2 separate regions of the Homo sapiens genome follow, and region 1 is linked to region 2. The links are chromatin loops, found by intact Hi-C in ENCODE. Cell type or tissue: PC-9. All regions are shown on one strand. Each heading gives the region's core, and the rest is flanking DNA. Links, peaks and the distances in the headings are about the cores only. Region 1 overlaps LOC105374927 (a long non-coding RNA gene). Region 2 overlaps LOC105374925 (a long non-coding RNA gene).

Region 1 (10,296 bases), core at 3,315-5,814, 71 kb before region 2:
AGTTTGCAATCATGAGGGAACCAAGAACTTCAGACCAAAGCTGATATGAAGACTTCTATGGAACTGTTGAATTAACCAATGCTGGACCCACCCTACCCCCTGGATTCTTGCTTGATGAGGCAGCAAATATCTATTGTTCAACCCAGTGTAAGTTGTATTTTTACATTATTTGGAGCAAAAATATCCAATCTGTGTAGTCTCCCAGACCATGTCTGTTTTTACTCACCAGTTTATTCCAGCTCTGAACAGAGTGCTTATTGCTCAAAAAATATGTTTTGATGGGCAGCAGGAAGACTGTTATTTAAAAAAAGTAAAAATGAATGAATTTGGTTAATTATTATAAAGTGTAGGAGGCTGAGGACACAATCATTTTTAGAGAATCTTCTCTAAAAGTGCAACAGGAAGAGAAAATGTAGCATACCACAAAGACAAGTTCCTCCCAGTGCTCTGCCGGCATAGTGCCACTGAGGGCATTATGTGCTATGACCCCTATGGATCAGATGGCCGTTCACTCCCATGTAATTAATTAAAATTGAAATCAGCTTTTGTCCCCGATTACTGAGGCTCAAACTAAAAACAGCCCAGAATGTATTCTCAGTCAGGAGGTGGCTGTGTTGGAGATTTGTGTTGGCATCTCTGAGCTGTGACCACAGCACACATTTTTGTGGGAAATATCGGATGACACTTTTCCAGCAGCATTCTTCCATTAGGAAGGTTGGTGGGGGTGGTGGCAGGGCTCAATGGATCCAAGAGACCTTTTCTTCTTCTGAAACTCGTTTAGACTCGTTCTTCCCCAGTTAATGAGGCCATTTTGTGCCCCTTTCAGAGCTAATGTAGCTGGAGAAACCAAAGGGTGCGAAATTTAGAAACATCAGAGTCCCCTTCCCAAAGCCTCATTTTGCAAGGCCCTATGTGGTTTGTGGGAGCAACTTGAGGTCCTGGTTACTGATAAAAATTATATAATTTTAGAACTTTTCATAAGCCAATGTGGCCTCCTTGTTAAAGAACAGCAATTAGAGCCTTGAAGTACTGAATGCAATTACCTAAACTGTTTTCCAAATGCCCATATTCAGTCTTGGTTCTCGGGACTGATGTCTTCCTCCCCTTTGGCCCCTTCTCACGCTCATTCATTCAGCTACATCATTCTAGCTGTGGTACCCCGATATGGCTCAGCTTCAGTATATGCAGGGGTGAGCCAGGAAGAAAATTCCAGTCCAGGATTCGGAGAAAAGTCTCTCTGTGCCTACCCTGCCCGTGGTGCTATGCTGAGGGAGGTGACCATGAGTGATTTCGTACGTGCAGATTGTCACGTTTGACCCTATGATCCTGGCTGATGAAACCAGGAAATGGCAGTTGTCTTTGAAGACAGCCATCAGCAAACTGGCTGGCAGCCAGGGAGATAACACAGTGGGAATCTCTACACGATAAGGGTTGCCTAGTGCCCTGCAGTGAACAATGAACTATATCAGATATTTTCTTTTAGGGAACTTGAAAATGACACAGAGAGAAATGCAAGTGGCAATAGGATCCAGAAACCGAGAGACTCATGGAAAGGAGGCAGCCGGTGGAAGCAGGAGACAGCAGAAGCCAAGCCAAACAGCAAAAGAAGGAAATTGAAAGGAGCCAGAAGGGGTCATCTGAGAGATGTCAAGAGTGGCAGCAGAAACAGACAGGCACCTCCTGTGCCAATGCCTGCTTTTGAGAGATCAAGATCATGGTATCTGTAGACTGAGAACAAAGTGTGAGACTCAGAACTAAGTCCATTCAAGCTCTGCATTTCTTTGTTATGTCCCTTTCATCAGTAATTTCCATTAGTTCCTTACATCTCTTTCATCATGAATTTCCACCAGAGAATCTAATTGCATCAGACTCGCTGAAAAAGTTTAACTAATAGATCCAATATTTACCAGCCTGTGATCTTGGGTAAGTCACGTATCCTGCACGAACATGAGTTGTTTCATCTCTATGTGTGATAGGCAAAATAATAGCCCTAAACATGTCCACATCCTAATTCTCAGAATTTGAGACTATGTTACCTTACATGGCAAAAGGGATTTTGCAGATATGATTAAGTTACAACATTGAGATAGGGTCCTATGTTATACATGTGGGCCCAGTCTAATCATATGGGTTCTTAAAATCAGGGAGAGATTTTCCCAGCTGTGGTCAAGGAGAGATGTGATGAGGGAAGAATGGTCAGAGAGATGCTGCACTACTGGCTTTCAAGATAGAGGAAGGGGCCGTGAACCAAGGAATGTGGATGGCCTCTAGAAGCTGGAAAAAGGCAAGGAAGCAGATTCTTCCCAACCTAAAGAGGAGGAACACAGCCTGCCAAACACCCCAGCTTTAGCCCTGTTAAACCTGTGTTAAACTTTTAACCTATAGAACTGTAATATAACAGATTTGTGTTGTTTTAAGCTGTTAAGTTTGCAGTAACTTGTTACAGCAGCAATAGAAAACTAATACATTCTGATGGCTAACACTACATATGCATGGGAAAATGTCTAAAAGAATGTATTCTCCAATGTAACATTGGTTTTGTCATCTTTTCAAATTATTTCTTTTTTCTGGTTTCAATAACGACTGTGTGTTATTTGTGTAATAAAGAAATGATGGAAATGTTAAAGAATAAGTAATATGTACTAAATAAAGTTAGATGACCTCTAAGGCTCCACCTAACTGTGGCATTATCTGAGCAATCCAGCTGGTGGCTTAATTGCCAATCCATATCCTGTTTCTTCTTGGATGCCATAGACAGGTCTTAACTCCTCCACAAAGGAACCAGAAAGAGCAATTTCAAATCACTCCTGGTGTCTTTATTTTCCATATCTCAGATACAAATATGTATTCACCCGTATATGATATCAGTGTGTTTCTACATTTTTATGTGTCCTTTTATTTATTTTTTTTACAAATTATAATCAGATATAATTATAGGGTGCACAGTGATGTTATGGTGTATGTATACAACGAGGAATGTTGGAATCAAGCTAATTAACATATCCATCCCCTTAAATACTTATCATTTATTCCTCTTGTCTAACTTTCTACCCCTTTACCACCACCTCCCCATTCCCTGACCTCCAGCCTCTGGTATTTTTACATTATTTGGAGCAAAAATCATTTTACCATCATTTTGCTCTCTATTAGTTAAATTATTCTAGATTCCACATATGAGTGAGAGCAGGCAGTATTTGTCTTTCTGTGCCTGGCTTATTTCACTTAGCATAATGTCTTCCATATCCATCCCTGTTGTTGCAAATTATAGGATTTCTTTCTTTTTAAGGCTAAATTGTATTCCATTGTGTGTATATACCACATTTTCTTTATCCATTCGTTCACTGATGGACACAGGAAAATTTCCTATTTTAGCTATTATAAACAGTGCTGCAGTAAACATGGGAGTACAGATATCTCTTCAACATAATTTCAAGTCCTTAGGATATATATATCCCGAAGTGGAACTGCGGCATCTATATGGAATTTTTAAAAGATTTCATTGGCCGGGCGTGATGGCTCAAGCCTGTAGTCCCAGCACTTTGGGAAGCCAAGCCGGGTGGATCACGAGGTCAGGAGTTCAAGACCATCCTGGCTAATATGGTGAAACCCCATCTCTACTAAAAAATACAAAAAAATTAGCCGGGCATGGTGGCTTGCACCTGTAATCCCAGCTACTCGGGAGTCTGAGGCAGGAGAATCACTTGAACTGGGAGGCGGAGGTTGCAGTGAGCAGAGATCATGCCACTGCACTCCAGCCTGGCAACAGAGCAAGATTCTGCAAGATTCTGTCTCAAAAAAAAAAAAAAGAAAGAAAAAAAAAAAAAGAAAAGATTTCATTGGTTGGTAAGTAATGATACATAATACATACATATTTGGTAAATAACAAATACAACAAATATGTGTTGTCGTGTAGTCTTGAGGTCATTCAGATGATGTATGTTTTGTAAAGTCTTCGTGGGTTCTGGTATGGTGCATTATGACAGATCTCAAAATTGTGTTGCTAGAGCTCAAGATTAAAAAGGACATTTTAGAGAGTTTGTGGCCAAAACAAGGCTTGCCTATCATTACAGTCTCCCAGCAGTCTCATCTAAAGTCTAAAAAAGCTCATTCACAATCCACTCAGTGTCAACAGGTGAGGGCTACTAGCTGATACTAGAGTTATCAATACCGATGATAGGCACAGCAAATGGAACCGTGCAGCTCATTAGAAGATACTTACGAACCACTTAAACTTAAGAACTTGGCTTTAGTGAGTTAAAAATGCAGAGTATGCCCTGCAAAACCAGTTTCCACTTGAGCAAGAATTTGTTAGTTCTTATCACAGCCAACCATCTTCCGGAATTTGAATGGCCCTAAACCTAATTTGGCGTTTTGGACAGGACAATAGGTACTTGCGTGACATGGTTGGGGAATAACGCACAGCTGTTTCCCATTTAGGTCACTTTGATCTATGACTGAGCCAAATACCTGGGCCTGTCCCCAGCCAAACTACACCCCAGAGGAATGAAGGAAATAGAGCAGAATTTTAGGAGCAGGGATCTCAGTACTTTTTTAATCAAGTTTTTATTCATCAAATATTTGTTGGATGCTGTAGAAGTGTTCTCAAACATTCATGTCCGTAAGATTTGCCTAGGACAGTCCCACGACCAAGACAAACAGAATTTGCAGTTGAGTCACAGAGCCTGGGAATCTACATTTAACCAGCCTCATAGGTGATTCTGATAAGAGACCTCCATGGACTACTTTGTAAAATGTTTAGTTTGGTCTCCAGAATGAATAAACAACAGTTCCCTGCCCTCTGGAGCCTCAAAGTCCAGGGAATGGAGATACACTATTGTGACATTATGTGATTAATAGAGGGCCTGGTGACAGTGAAGGAGGAAAGGAAGACTCTGTCCAGGGGATACCAAGGGGTTGCCAGAAAGACAAGGAGAAAGGGCATTCTAGGCAGGGGAACAGCCTTTACATGCCATAACCATGAGAAATTATGGAATAGGAGGGGACCGAGAGCAGCCTCAATGTTTAATAAATTAGCAGACTCAGGTATTTCTTTATAGCAACACAAATGGACTGAGACAAATGGAAGTATGGGACGAGAAGGCTGGCCCCTGGTTTAAATGGGATGAACTTATCCAGAGAAAGCAGGAGCATGAACATGTGTGGGGCCCAAGGGTGAATCACAGTTTGATGTGATGGGAAGGTGAAGGGCACTGCAGAGGTGGACAAGGCAGGAGAGAATGTAAAGAGAAGAGTGGACTGCCATTCACCAGCACAGTCATTTCAATTCTATTTTGTAGGCAACAGGAAGTTGGCAAAAGTCTTTAAGCAGAAAGTGAACATGAGAAGATATGAAGTTTGTCTATGGAAGTATCTAATATTTTGAAGATGTTCATTCAATTAATATCTCCTGAGGACCTGGTGTATTGGCCCATTCAGGCTGCTATACCAAATAACTAGGACTGAGTAACTTACAAACAACAGAAAGTGATTGCTCCCAGTAGTGGAGGCTGGAAGTCTAAGATCAAGGCGCCAGCAGATTCAGTGTCTGCTGAGGTCCCTCTTCCTCATAGATAGTGCCTTCCAGCTGGGTCTGCATGTGGTGAGAGGAGCAAAAGACTCCTTCAGGCCTCTTTTATAAGGGGACTAATTCCATTCATCAGGACACTGTCCTCATCTCCTAATCACCTCTCAAATGCCCCACTTCCTAATAATAACACCTTAAGAATTAGGTTCCAACATATGAATTTTGGGGGGGACACAAAAATCTGAACCATAGCACCTACCGTGTTCCTAACAGTGTTCTATAGAGGCTAGAAGAGGACCTCACAGCTAGGAATTGTTGTAACAGTCTGAGCAATTAACGTCTAAACTAAGAAAGTGGCAAGGGACACACAGAGAGGGAACTGAATGCGTCAACAAGATTGGATTTGAGATTTAATTTAAAAAGACAACAACACAGAATATGGTGACTGGTTGGATTGAAGATGCAGTGGGGAAAAGATCTGCAGTGTTTTGGGGCAGAGGGACTGAGAATACGGTAATGACATGGGTAATGACTGGGAGAACAGACAGGCAAAAGACAATAGTTTGGATGTTTGTCCCTCCAAATCTCATGCTGAAATTTAACCCCCAATGTTGAAAGTGGGGCTGGATTGAAGGTGTTTGGGTCATGGGTGCAGACCCTTCATTAGTGCAGATTAGATTAGTGTCTTCCCTTGACAGGGTGGTGAGTGGGTTTTTAATCTATTAGTTCCCACAAGAGCTGGTTGTTAAAAAGAGCCTGGCACTTCCGCCCTTTCTTGCTTCCTCTCTCATCACCTGATCTCTGCACATGCAAGCTTCCCTTCCTCTTCCAACATGACTGGAAGCTCCCTGAGGCCCTCCTGTCCCTCCCCCAAGCAATGGCACCATGCGACTTGTACAGCCCAGCAGAACAATGAGCCAAATAAAGCTCTTTTCTTTATAAATGACCAGCCTCAAGTATTCCTTTATTGCAATGCAAATGAACTAGGACAAATGGAAGTGTGGGAAGAGAAGGTCCCTCTTTTAAATGGGATGAACCTACCCATACAGAAAGCAGAAGAGTGAAAATGTGTGATGCCCAAGGGTGAATCACCGTAGCAGTAAGTGGTGGAGTGTACTGAACCAGAAAGAGGGGAACCAAGGCAAGAGGTGTCCTCCAAAGAAGTAGAGAGGGGTCTGAGAGGAAAGAATTGCTCAACCACTTCCAATGCAGCAGAGAAAAAGACTTTGTAGTGTCTACCGGTTTATCATCCAGGTTCCTGAGGGTGACCTTAGCAAAGATGATTTCAGCGGAGAGCTGGAGGCATGGACCAGATGTCAGGATGGAAGGAATGCAGTGAGGAAGGAAGGAATGGAAAGTGTGGAAGTGGAGGTATGAAGTGTAGACAAATTTCTTAGGAAAACTGAGTATGAAAGAAAGAAGAGAGGCCGGGCGCGGTGGCTCACGCCTGTAATCCCAGCACTTTGGGAGGCCAAGGTGGGCGGATCACCTGAGGTCGGGAGTTCGAGACCAGCCTGACCAACATGGAGAAACCCCGTCTCTACTAAAAAATACAAAAAATTAGCCGGGCATGGTGGCGCATGCCTGTAATCCCAGCTTCTTGGGAGGCTGAGGCAGGAGAATCACTTGAACCCGGGAGGCGGAGGTTGCGGTGAGCCGAGATCGCGCCATTGCACTCCAGCCTGGGCGACAAGAACAAAACTCTGTCTCAAAAAAAAAGAAAGAAAGAAAGAAGAGAAAGAGGCAAAGAAGAAGATGGAACCAAGGAACTGAGTTAGGACTGCCAGGAAAATATGGACATAGGTGTTTGTTTATAAGAAAAGTTGTGGTGAAAATAGAGGAAGGGTAAGTTGGATTTCCAGTTTAAATTTCTATTGTCTTAGAGAAAAAATCATTGTATAAAAACTAAAGGGAACAAACAGGGAGTGCTGCAGTTTTAACTACTAGGGATCAGTAAAAAATATTTCTCAATTTAGAAAGTAGTTAACCCACAGTATGGCACTGTGAAATGGAGGCTGCTATGAGAGTCAGGATAAGGGAAACGCCCAAGGAAGGAGAGAGGTAAACAGTCAGTCATTGTAGAGAAAAAAGTGGATGTAAATAATCCCAGCACTTGGCATCCCTCCCCGTGTCTGGGGTCATTGTCAGGGGCAGCTTATGTATATATCAGGGGAGGGTTGTGATTTGACTTTTTAGCTAGGTGATTGTGAAGGCAAAAAGGAACAATCCCAAAAATCACTTTATCAAATGGCAAATAGATCTTTAGTATTTGATCCAGGAATCTCTACCCAGAGGTAAATCAGCTGGATGTGAATCCACATTTCTATGTATTTAGAAAACAAATGGACAAGATTCAGATAAACTGAGGAGCCTCACCTGTTCAACCATCTAAAGCAGCAATGCAGTTTTGTTTTTTACATTCTCGTGAATAAGATGTTGTTTCCAAGTTGCTGTTTCATGTGAAACCAGAACGGCAGTTTATACAGTTCCCTCAGAAACCGAGGATAGTACAGTATGATGGTTTCAGTATCAGGTTCTGTTTGTGTGCACATGCATGCTCAAGGGCAAGGGTAGTACACATGTGCACAACTGCAAATTGGCAGTGGTGACATATATTTATATGAATGCCTGAAAATGTCTTAGTAGAATGTACCTCAAACCGATAGCAAAGGTTCTCTGTGGGCAAAGCAAGAGAGAAAATTAAAACTAGGGCTGATGGGCAAAGACACTTTGGAGAACCTCATCTGCAATGTTAGTTCTTTACAAGATAAATTTATTACTTGTAGATTTTAAAATTTTATTTTAAAGTTATAGAGAAATTAGCACTAATTAAGTTTTACCAAGTATTTTTTGAGAAGTCAAAGATGGTTATTATGTAGTGGAAGGGTAGGCAAACAGGGTGTAAACCATGGAGAAATACGTGTTTGCAAGATGCCTAAATGCAATGAATGCTTCCAATAAGTCAGAATCTTTACAATTTGGCATCACTTCTGTCTTTAAAAGTGTTCAGTCTTTCTTCCTTTTGCTCTTCCAGGTGCCCGTGTTTTCTCAAACAGCTGTTCTATGACTAGAAGAATGGTTTCATCTTTGCCAATGTTGTTTGCCTCCTGCTAATATAAATTTAAAATGATAGCTCTTACTATCATTATTAATTGGGTGGTGATGCTTGAAGCTGTAATTCAAAGGACTGAAGAATGGACAGAGAATGGGGAACAGTATGGAAGAAATGGTGAAACTGCAGGGATCTTGAGGCATCCTGAAAGAGTTCCCATCATGAGACCTTACCCCAGGCATAACAGGAGGCAACAGCTAGGCTTAGAGCTTTTAGAACATGAGAAAGGTCTAGAAGGGATACCACAGGGGACCTGACAGACAGCAGGAGATGAGAAGGAAAATTCTTGAGCAGCAGAAGGGCCTCAGTTAAGATTATTGGGGAGAATTTGCAAGGAAACAAGTTGCCTTATTAACTTTCCCCAGTAAGTCTGGATAGCTCTGGTGCATGACATGGGTGGAAAATGGAAGAACAAGAGCAAGGAAATCTACATTATACACATTGCTGAAATAGGTCATGGAGTTCTGGCAATGTAGGAGGGCTAGAGAGCCCAGGACTTGGCTGAGGGACTGGGAGAATAGACAGGCAAAAGACAAAGGTGTCCTGTTAGGGGAGAGAGAAAAGGAGGTTTATAAGGGCAAGAGAGCAGAAGAGGAAGGTGAATAAGGCTCATTCTTCCATGCCTTCCAGACTATCATCTCTCTTAGGGGAGAAACTGATTCTCATTTCTTTTTTATTTATTTTAGCCCATGTTAAATAATGCTTTTAAGATCATGAATTAACTAATGAACAGAAACAGCTATCTTGCTGGCTTATCTCCCACTGAGCTACAGGTTTCTGGAGGGTGTCCTGTGGAGCGAGGTATCGAGAATGCCCAGGAAAGCTCAGGAGACTTCGCAGGTATGCGATAGTTAATGAATGGGAAAAAATGAACGGGATCTTTTTGAGCTCTGATTTCCTCATCTAAAAATGAAAACCACAAGACAAACTCCCATTCCCAAGAAGGGAGGAGGCATCCATTATAATTCTAGACAACTTTGTTCTTAAAATTTGCCAGACCAGCCCTTGAGCATTTTCATTTAAATTCCTCAGTGGGCAGTTGATTCCCCATGGCTCATACTGTCTTCCATCGTGGAGGGGAATGAGTCAAGCAAATGGAATCATAAATAGACACATGTGCATGCGTGCACACATGCACACACACATGTGCACACACTTTGGCCATAGATTTCTCAACCTTTGAGTCTTCTCAAATTCTCCTTACTTTTCCTTCCCCCATCCTCATCCTCCACTCCATACAACAGCTGCTCCTTGGACCAGACCTCCATAACAAATTCAAAACAGTTGCCTGGGGTTTGGCTACTGCTTCACAGGTAGTTATAAAGCATTTTGTGGTGCAAGCTAAGATTCCAGCTAACTGAGATGGCATGAAGGAGCTAATTAAAGCAGTCAAGAAGCTGGTTTAAATGAAGATGAAAATGTAAGCCCTGTCCTCAATGGATAGAGTGATTAGAAATTAAAGTTGTTTGTTTTTTGTCAGAATCATCTGTGGTTTGCCAAAATGTTGACATGCAGCATAACCTGCTACTAATCAAAAAGAAAATAAACCAAAGAAGAAGAAGAAAATCTAACACTGTAAGTAGGAAAACAGACATAGAAAACCGGCATCTTTGCAAATGGGAAAAATATTTAACTTGTTTTTCTAAAATAAGTCTGATCT
Region 2 (10,296 bases), core at 5,172-7,671:
GCTCTCTACCTTTGGCTTACTGACAAGTAAGGAAGAATTTAAAAAAGGCCTATGGGTTGCCTTATCTTTCTATTTCTTTCTGTGTCTTCATTTTCAGTTTAAGTTGTTTGCAAATGCAAAGAAGTAACATGAGTAAGAAAGGTCAAACCAAGTTTCCTTGGTCATATGTGTTTCTTAGAATACCACTGCTGCCTTTGTGTTTGAAGCAAGTTTTGGTTTTCAAATGGAAAGTGTGGCCTCTCAGGGCTGTCAGTGTCCCTCCCCCTCCCCAGCTAACTCATCATAGACAAAACACACTTGGGAGTCACTTAGAAGCTTCATGAACTCCCACACATTGTGAATACACCAGAATTCTGAGTTCATGGCGAATGCTCCATGTGAATAGGGTGACAAGAAAGGACAGGCACACGTATCTCCTGTGTTTCTGCTCATTCCATGCTGTCTCATCAGAAGTCACTTACAAAATACAAGTTTCAAGAGGAAATTATTACAATTTTAATACGGTGGCCGCAGAGCATGAAACCCATCAAGAAGTCCTTCTGAGCACCAAGTCCTATGCAAGCACACAGGTGACGTGCCATGAAGCTGGCCCTGCACGTGGGGTGGCACCATGCATGAAAATGGTGAAGAGATCCCAGGGGATCGGGCGGTGCACTGAGAAGGAACACCAGGCATCCAGACCTGCACACAGGGCAGTGTGCACAGCAGGAGTCCAGGGCAGCCAGAGATTCACTACCAGAGGTACAGCCCGAGAGCACATGCCATGCCAGGAAAGAGGAGACAGGCAGAGACAGGAAGATCAAAGTGGAGGGAGAAAAGCCAGATTACTGGTTAACTAAGACACTCAGCCGGCAGTGTCAGGAGAGAGCCACAAAATGAAGGCAAGGGAATCACGGAAGCCAGATACTAGCAAAGGGGCATCGGAAACCAGTGGCCACGTGGCTCTGATCCCAAGCACTGAGTGCCCTCCCCGGCATCCTTGTGGGGCTGTGAGGTTCGTTTCATGTGTCTGGACGTGGCTCCTCAGCGTGGTCTTCCAGCTCCTCTCATCCCTCTACCCTCTTGGTAAAAACAAGACATCTTCTAGGAGTGAGGCAACCTCCCCGCTGCCCTGTAGAGAGCCACACTTCTGCTTTTCTAGTGTTCTAAGAATGCTTTTCCTGATTTATCATCGTTAAGAATGGGTGGGAAACTAGCTATGTTGAACATGTGACGTGCAAGGTGGTTAATGGTGATCCACCAATGAGCAGGACGCCAGGACCTTGTGCAACTGGGAGACTTTGCAACACCACAGCGGAAGGCTGTCCCTCAGAGGTTTGTAGCCACCTAGGGGCCTCCTTCTATCACCCATGACTAAGTCTTCTGCATTAGCTTAGAGCAGTGTTTTTCAGCCTTGAAACCATGAACATTTGGGGCCAGACAGTTTTCTGTTGTGGAAGACTGTCCAGTGTACCGTAGGATGTTTAGCAGCCTCTCTGGCCTCTGTTCACTGCATGCTAGTAGCAACCCCCTTTCCCTACCCTGTGACAAAAATGTCTCCAGACGTTGCTAGATGCTCCCTGTGGGAAATCATCACCCTTGGTGAGAACCTGTGACTTTGAGCCCATGAGCCCTGCAGAGGATCATGTCTGAGAGGACGCCACTCCCACCACATGCTCTTCCAGCTGGAATGGTTGTCTTTGCAGTGCCTGCTTTTCTGAAAGTGTCTCTTTATTGCTTTGGCTTCCTTCTAGCACTATATTCCCCACTCCTGGGCAAGTTAGTAAGGCCTGGGGGTATAGTAAAGTCACTCAGTGGGCAAGTCTCCTTGCTCTGTGTTCATCCAAAGAGAGTTAGATCAGCCTTGAAAGTCACTGCAAAATATATATATCCTGAGGCCTACAAAGATTTTTGTGAGCTCACCGTCCCTTTGCTAACTCTCTAGGGCACTGTGTACTACTATGTAGCAAGAGCTCAATGTTTGCCAGCCTTGTCATATGTTTTGTCTCTTTTAATCTTCAAAGAGAAAAAAATAACTCCTATAACATAACAGCGTATCTCCTATAACTTATAAAAAATTCCTATAAAGTAGTATTGACTCCCATGCCGGGAATTAATAAGTAACTTGCCCAAGACCACCCAGGTAGTAAATGGATTTGAACTTGGGTTTTTTGGCTGCTGGTCTAAGACCTTTTCTATCAATGCTTCCCTGGCTTCGTGCATGTAAGAATCACCTGTGGGTGTTTGCAAACAATGCAGGTCCCCAGGCCTCGCCCCTAGAGCCTTGGTAGGCAGGTTTAGAGCAGGCCCCAAGAATCGGGATTTGAAACATCTGATGAAACACGTCATTCCGGTAATGACTGTGCAGGTGACTGCCCCTTGAGTAACACTGAACTCCATTATTCTGTGCTTCCTGGCAAACCATCAGGGAAGGAGGGAAGGAGAAAAGAGAAAAGAGAGGAGAAGGGTTGAGAGAGATTGAAAGCACTCAGGCTGATGCAGGGTTGAGAGGAGCTGGTTTCCTCCTTCCTCTCTCATCCTTGCAGGCTTAGCCACATGTCTGACAATGGCAATACCGTGTCCAAAACTCCACACCCACGAGATGCCCCTTGACCTCTCCTGCCTCTGTGTGTTTGGGCAGCCTGGGTGTGGGTTCCCCCAGCTCAGTCCTCAGGTGCCAGGACCAAAGCTCCCATCAGTGAACCTGACTAATTCACAAAGCATTTCTTTTTTTTTTTAAGTTCTGGGATACATGTGCAGAATGTGCAGGTTTGTTACACAGGTATACGTGTGCCATGGTGGTTTGCTGCACCTATCAACCCGTCATCTAGGTTTTAAGCCCCGCATGCATTAGATATTTGTCCTAATGCTCTCCCTTCCCTTGCCCCCGGCCCACCAACAGGCCCTGCTATGTGATGTTTCCCTCCCTGTGTTCACGTGTTCTTATTGTTCAGCTCCCACTTATGAGTGAGAACATGTGGTGTTTGGTTTTCTGTTCCTGGGTTAATTGGCTGAGGATGATGATTTCCAGCTTCATCCATGTCCCTGTAAAGGACATGAACTTGTTCATTTTTACGGCTACATAGTATTCCATGGCGTATATGTGCCACATTTTCTTTATCCAGTCTCTCGTTGATGGGCATCAATTCACAAAGCACTTGCATCAGCTTCATTTGATTATGGAAATTAGCCCACTAACATTGCATTTCTTTGTTCACAGATACTTTCTAAAATCCTTGGCCTTCGCTAGAGACTTTCCTGGAAGGTTTGTCTCCCCTGGCTAGATCATGAAAAACCTGGATCAGCCTTAAGTTGGATATCTGGTCACTTTTGCTTTTAAATAGTCTGGCAAAGCAAGAGGTACAACACATCCTGGTTTGATGTACTTTCCAGCAAAAAGTATTAGCAAAACAATAATAATATTCAGAGGGCTCAGTTCCCAGTAGAATTCAGCACATACTCCAGATCTCCTGAGGTTCAGGTCTAGTTGAAGGGAAAGGAATGACTGAGATGAGTTTGAGTTTCAGACTTGAGTTTCTCCCAGCTCCCTTGAGAGGCAAAGAAAATCTGCCGATAAACACGAAACAAAGCTCATTGTCCTGCTACTTGTTTGCAAGCAATTGTATGTCTGTCCTGCAGACCTCACTGGGCTCACGGCATTTTGAATAGCTTTCTGTGATGTAACGCACACAGGTTTTCACTCACACTATGCGCAGGGAATTCAGCTCTCGGAGTCATGACTACGTCATCCTTCACCTCTCAAACCATCGCTGCTGGTGGCCTTCGCTTTTATTTGTTAAGCTGTAGCTTCAGGAAAGAGCCAATTCCCTCCCTCCCTCCCTTCCTTCCTCCCTCCTTCCTTCTTTCCCTCCCTCCTTCCTTCTTTCCCTCCCTCCTTCCTTCTTTCCCTCCCTCCTTCCTTCTGTCCCTCCCTTCTTCCTTCCTTCCTTTCTTTGCCCCTCCATTTCCCTCCCTCTTTTTCTTTCATTCCCTATCTCCCTCCCTTCATTCTCTCTCTCTCTGTCATGGTTAACAACACATGCTTCAACAGGTTTTTTTTTTAACCTCTTAAGAGGTATATGGTTAAAAAGTCTCTTTGCTATTCCTGTCTTGTACCTAAGCCACCTACCCCCACCCCACCCCTGCCATACACACATTCATACACACAAGTAAACCATTGGTACTGATTTGATGTTTTTCCTTCCAAAGTGCTTTCAATATATATGAAAGCACATTTGAATAGATGTTGTCAGCCCCCAAATGACAGCCTGTAAAACACAGTGCTCTGCATCTTACACTTTTCACTCACCATTATATCTTAGAGATCTTTCCAAACGTAAAGACCTTGTACATTCTTTTTTATGGCATCATAGTACTCCAGTTGTATAGATTAGCATCATTTATGTAGCCAATCCTCTATTAACAAAAATTCAGGTTGCTTCCAATATGTTGCTGTCACCAACAATGTTGTAGCACGTAGCCCTGCACTATGTCTTCCTGCACATGTGCCAGTCTGTGTGCAGCATAAACTCCTGAGGATGGCATTTGAGGATGAGTGGCTGTATGCACCTGCAGTCTGGATAGATACGAACAAATCGCTTATCGTAGGCACCGTGTGGACCTCTCTTCCACCAATAGTGCAACGGGACCTGGCAGTCCCTATTGCAACAAGTTCCTGAGGCTTTCCTGGGATAAGAAAAAGGCGAGAGAGTATAGAAGGTTATTTAATTAGAAGACCAGGTTCCCCCTCTCACTTCCCAAGCCACAACCATCAAAATTCTCAAACCTGATTCTTTATGATACAACCCAAGAAAGATATATTTTTATTTTTAAAATCGTAACCTAATGAATTAGGATTTTTTTGACTGTGAGTAACAAAATACAGTTCAACTCAGCTTGGCAGTGGACTGGGGGAGAAAGAGCGGCAGGGCGTGGTCACTGTAAGAAGAAGGACACATCTCATGGTACAGTAGGCAGGAGTGCAGCCGTGCTCCCAGGAGGGACAGCATCCAGGAGCTGGGAGACCACAGGACAGCCAAGGATACAGGGCCTGTCACCCATTGCTGCTTCTATTTGGATCTTCTTTCTTGAAATATTTTTTTCCTCTCTTCTATTCAATCCTCACAACAGGTAAAGGTGGAAGCTCATAGTGACCAAATTCACAGTTGGAGACAGACTTTGTGTGCATGTGTGCATGTTAGTGTGTATGAGTGTGTGAGTGTGCATGAGTGCGTGAGTGTATTTGCTTGTTAGTGCAAGTGTGCACCAGTGTGTGAGTGTGCATGTTAGTGTGCGTGAGTGTGCATGTTAGTGTGCATGTTAGTGTGTGTGTGCATGTTAGTGTGTGAGTGTGCATGTTTGTGTGTGCATGTTTGTGTGAGTGTCCATGTTTGTGTATGTGTGCATGTTAGTGTGTGGCATGTGTGAGTGTGCATGTTAGTGTGTGTGTGTGTGAGTGTGAGTGTGCATGGTTAGTGTGTGCGTTAGTGTGAGTGCATATTAGTGTGTGTGTCCGCATGTTAGTGTGTGTCCGCATGTTAGTGTGAGTGTGCATGTTAGTGTGTGTGTGCATGAGTGTGTGATTATTTGCTTGTTAGTGTGAGTGTGTACCAGTGTGTGTGTACATGTTAGTGTGTGAGTGTGCATGTGTGACTGTATGTGAGGGTGCATGAGTGTGTGTGAGTGTGAGACTTGTGTGTATGTTAGTGTGCATGTGAGTGTGCATGTGAGTGTGTGGGTGTGTGAGAGTGTGAGTGCACAGGATGCTTTTCTGCTTTGATTCCCCATTCCCAGAAAAGGGCGTTGGCCCTGAACTTGGGGCCAGGCACCCAGCCTGGGCCAGGCAGCTGTGAACAGCAGAGCTTGGTCATGTTGTCCAAGCTGAAATGTGGGTCCCGCTGTTCTGAGTGGGCAGAAGAGCCAGGGGAATCTTTTCAAGCCGAGCAGATATTCCACATGGCATCTGCACAACCACAAATAAAGTTGTTTATCTTTGTCACTTTAATATTATAACAAAAGCATTATAAAAACAAGGCAGAAACATAATGAACTCTAAGGCCCAATAAATCTCTTGGTTAAATGGCCCTCGTGGTTTCTGAAGTTATCCCAGAATGGGATAATGGCAGAAATGAATTAGGTATAAACTGGACAAATTCTCACCTCTCCTGTTGTTTCTTTTCAGCCAATAGTTTCCTAAAAACTGGGTTATCAGAGACGCTCTTTTAGAGTAAAACAATTTTTTTTTTTTACATTTTTAAAAACAGAGCTTCTCTCCAATGAATGTCCAGAAAGACCATACATTTCAGGGCTGGCCTACAGGACATATTTCAAAGTGATGTGTAATGTCATTTTAGAAGAGTGAGCTGTTTTCTGTTGTTTTTTTTTAACTTAAAGACAAAATGGCCAGGGAAAAAGCTGCCAAGTCTCTGAGTAATCTTATTGAGGGTTCAGCTTTCTAAGTATGACCTTATGCTAGCAACAGCCCCTGAGTAACAAGAAAACAAGCCAAGCTAGGAAGCCTTGTTTCTATGAGACGAAATGGTAAGACAGCAAAGTCTGAAGGTGAATTCTAATTATGTAACATGAGTGAGTCATCAACGCCGTCAGCGATCACAGACAATGATGCAGTGACCCGCCGTCTCCCCACACTTGCAAAGCACAGAGGCTGTGTTTCTCATCCCCCGCTCCACACCTTCCTCTCACCCCTCCTTCCTTCCTTCTTTTCTATTTTTCTCTTTTCTTTTCCATTTTGTGCTGCATTACTCAGGGTTCTCAGAACCAATAAGATACACATATATATTTAGAAAGTGATTTCTTGTAAGAACTTGGCTCATGTGATCATGGAGGCAGGCAGGTCCCAAGATCTGCAGAATGAGTTGGCAAACTGGGGACCCAAGAGAGCTGATGGTGTGGTTCCTGTCTGCGTCTGAGGCTCTGGAACCCAGGAGAGCGGATCACATAGCTCTAGCACAAAGGCCAGCAGGTTTGAGACCCAGGAAGATCTGATATCTCCATTTAAGTCCAAAGGTGAGAAAAAGCCAATGTTCTAGTTCAAAGACGACCAAGCAGGAGGATTTCTCTCTTGCTCAGGGGAAGGTCCACCTTTTTGTTCTATTCAGGCCTTCAACTGATTGAACAAGGCCCACCTGCATCGGGAGGGCCACCTGCTTTACTCAATTTACTGATTTACACGTTAATCTCATTTCAAAACACCCTCAGAACACCCAGAATAATGTTTGCCCAAATGTCTGGACATCCTGTGGCCTAGTCAGGTGGACGCATAGAATTAACTATCACGTGTGCCTTCCTGTTCTCGGGTGCACTGGCCACGCATGCTGTCACCCATTTCCCGTTTATCATCTTTTCTTTACAGCCAAGTTTCTAGAAAGAGAAGTCTAGACTGTCTGCAGTTTCTCATCTCTCATTCACAAGTCAACCCAGCGGCAGTTGGCGCCTGTCCCCATCATTTTCTTGAAACTGATCTCAAGAATCTGCATAATCTAATTGTCAAGTTCTTTCCTCTGTTCTTTGTGTAATAACGCACCATCCTGAATCTCTCCTTCAGGCCTCTCTTCTCTGTGCGGCCCTCTAGGAGTGATAGTCCCCAGGATCCTACCATCTTCCTATCTATCTTTTTTTTTTTTAATTTATTTTTTTGAGACGGAGCCTCACCCTATAGCCCAGGCTGGAGTACTCACTGCTACCTCCACCTCCCAGTTTCAAGCAATTCTCCTTCCTCAGCCTCCCGAGTAGCTGGGATCACAGGCCCGCACCCCCATACCCAGCTAATTTTTGTATTTTTAGTAGAGACGGGGTTTCACCATGTTGGCCAGGCTGGTCTCAAACTCCTGACCTGAGGTGATCTGCCCGCCTCGGCCTCTCAGAGTGCTGGGATTACAAGTGTGAGTCACCGTGCCTGGCCCCCTATCTCATTTAACAAGCTCTGTCTGGCAGATGTTATAAGCTCTCTTGCTTTAACTGCCAGCTCTAGGCTCATGACTATAAAATCTCTGTCTTCAACATTCTCTCTCTCTGAATCTCAGACTTGGGATATATAACTGCTTACAGATTCTCTCCCCATTGGATAGTCTCCACATGAAACTGGAACTTAACATGCCGCATTCAAATTCACCATTTCCCCCGTAGACTTAATTCTTAATTTCTTCTTTCTCAGAATGATACTAGCATCCATGCAGTCTCCAGAGGTTTTATCCAGGAGACATTTATTACCAACGGCTCCGTCTCCCACCTTGTAATTCAAATCAGTTACTATGCTCTTTCGGTTCTCCTTGCTAAATATCCATTTCCTCTCCTCTTCACTGTCCCTGTCTCCAGCTTAATCCGAACCTTCCTTATAATTCTCAACTGGAGTATAGCTTTATAATGGATTTCTCTCCACCTCCATTTCAACTGCCCCTTCAATGAATTAGTGACTATTTTCAGTGTGATTCTTATGCAAGAAAATGTGATCGAGTTAATTCCCACTGAAAGCATTTCCAAGCCTACCCCATTGCCTTTAGGATACAATATGAAGACAATTGCAACAGTCCAGGAGAGAGACTGTGAGCTAAGACAGAGGCAACTGAGATGGAGACACAGGACAGAATGAAGGGAGCTGGGAGATCCTACAAGCTAGAAATGCCAAGACCCCATTACCCATGAGACGATCAGACGTGGGAGTGAGAGTAAAGGGAGATGAAGGAAATCCTCTCCATCCTGACTTTGATGATAAAGTGAGTCATAGTCTTGTTCTCTGAGCTGGGGAACTCTAGATCCTGACTTTCCTCAAAGCAAACAGCAAGTGAACTTACTTGGGTGGGGCACCCTGTCTGGGGAAGCAAAGCCTTCAGGAAACTCAAAGGTCTGCGTAGAGATGAATCAGAGACTCAATAACGAAGAAATAAAAATTAATACCAGATGGGTGAAGGAGGCAGTTGAAAGTCCTTGTAAATAGTCAGCATCCAAGAGTGCTGCAGAAGTGGAAGGTGCCACAAACAATGCTCTTCTGCCAGGAGATTCCTAAAAATCTGCTGGCAAAGACCAGAGAAAGAATCAGAGCCACGTGCCCAGCAAGACATTACCTAAGCTCAAAAGGGTTTAAAGGACTTATAACCCTGCCTTTTACCCTCAATTATTTCATGATCACCACCATGCCCTTTTTCCTGGTCAGGTGGTTGGCAGTAGTTTGGAATACCTTGCTGTTTGTAGAACATGTTAAAGCATGAATTATTTGTTGCTATGCCTTCTGGGTGCATATTTGGATGCCCTAACAGATGAACTAATAGCTCTTTTCATCTCACTCTCTTTATTGAGTCTTGCCCATTTACAACAAAGGAGAGACTTGTTTTGTAGATCTTTAAAACACACCTGAGGATTTTGAATTCATTTATAAGCCAATCCCCTCCAGTGATCATTCAGTAAGAACCAAAGTCATTTGCAAAGCTATACACCAACAACATTTAAACTGGTTAAATTGAGCCAAACCACCCAATTTGGCTGTTCAGCCAAATTCAAGTATGTCCAATGCATTGGGATATTAAATCCCCAACAAATTCTTCTTTGGCATGGCCTGACAAGATCACTGGTATTTATTGGTTGCTTTTATACAAATGGAAAGAAATATATCATAACCAAAAAGTTTTCACAGGCAACCTCATTAGAATCTTGCATGGGACCCAAGAGTGGGCTGAAGAACACAGTCTTTCCTGCCAAAGAGCAGCCTTTTGCTCTGCAAGCAGGTGGCTGATGGGCTGTTTTATGAAGGGTTTAATGATCTCTGTCTGCCTTAGTTACCTACCAAAATAAACTGTGTGAATCCCAACGTGGTAGAAGGACTCCCTCATTAACTGTCAAGCAAAATCTTGGTAGGGCTCCACAGCCTGAGGAAATAAAGTTGCTAAGGAAGACAAGTCAGTGATTCTGTAGTTTCTACAGACCTCTGCTTCAGATACTGTTAGCAGCCCAGGAAGTAGTTCTGTTGGCTGCATTGATCCTGGGCCCAGAATTACCCTAAGGCAGAACCATCAGGGAGACAGAGCTAGATCAGTCTCCATTCCCCTAGGACACTACTCATTTGGCGACAAGCTAACCAGAGAGCTTCACTCAATTTATAATATTCATAACTGATAAAGGCCTTTTCTGGTATCCCACTAATTATATATCCAGGTTATAACCTAAATAAGATACAAAACTGAGGATGCATTTTTGTCTGATCTCTTTATTTGATGCCTGAGGAAACTGAGACTCAGGAATGGCTGAACTGCCTGAAGTTGCACACCTGAGAGTCGAGCCCAGGTCTCCTGACTTGCAGGCCACAGT

The links. Hi-C counts contacts between places; a loop is a spot of excess contacts. Peaks named below come from ENCODE experiments on the same cell type or tissue, not always from the same donor. Only the 100,000 strongest peaks of a DNase experiment are listed, where the experiment ranks them.
Region 1: it touches region 2 in a loop (16-fold over the local background); 8 of 110 quality-filtered maps call a loop at or near these places.

Annotation. Positions count from the first base shown.
Region 1 is chr6:11,384,246-11,394,541 of GRCh38, reverse strand. It overlaps LOC105374927 (a long non-coding RNA gene), which reads left to right. Exons shown (of 2, transcript XR_926477.3): 1 at 1-147; 2 at 1,484-2,667. Among named protein-coding and RNA genes, the nearest start is that of TMEM170B, 150 kb to the left of the region's middle. In PC-9, for the core only: no CTCF peak of the experiment used is centred there; a DNase peak (open chromatin) is centred at 4,381; H3K27ac peaks cover 2,500 bases.
Region 2 is chr6:11,314,755-11,325,050 of GRCh38, reverse strand. LOC105374925 (a long non-coding RNA gene) reads right to left here. Exons shown (of 6, transcript XR_001743967.2): 5 at 4,289-4,665. It also overlaps a transcript of NEDD9 not described here. Among named protein-coding and RNA genes, the nearest start is that of NEDD9, 87 kb to the right of the region's middle. RefSeq lists an enhancer at 6,589-6,808. In PC-9, for the core only: no CTCF peak of the experiment used is centred there; a DNase peak (open chromatin) is centred at 6,470; H3K4me3 peaks cover 489 bases; H3K27ac peaks cover 1,736 bases.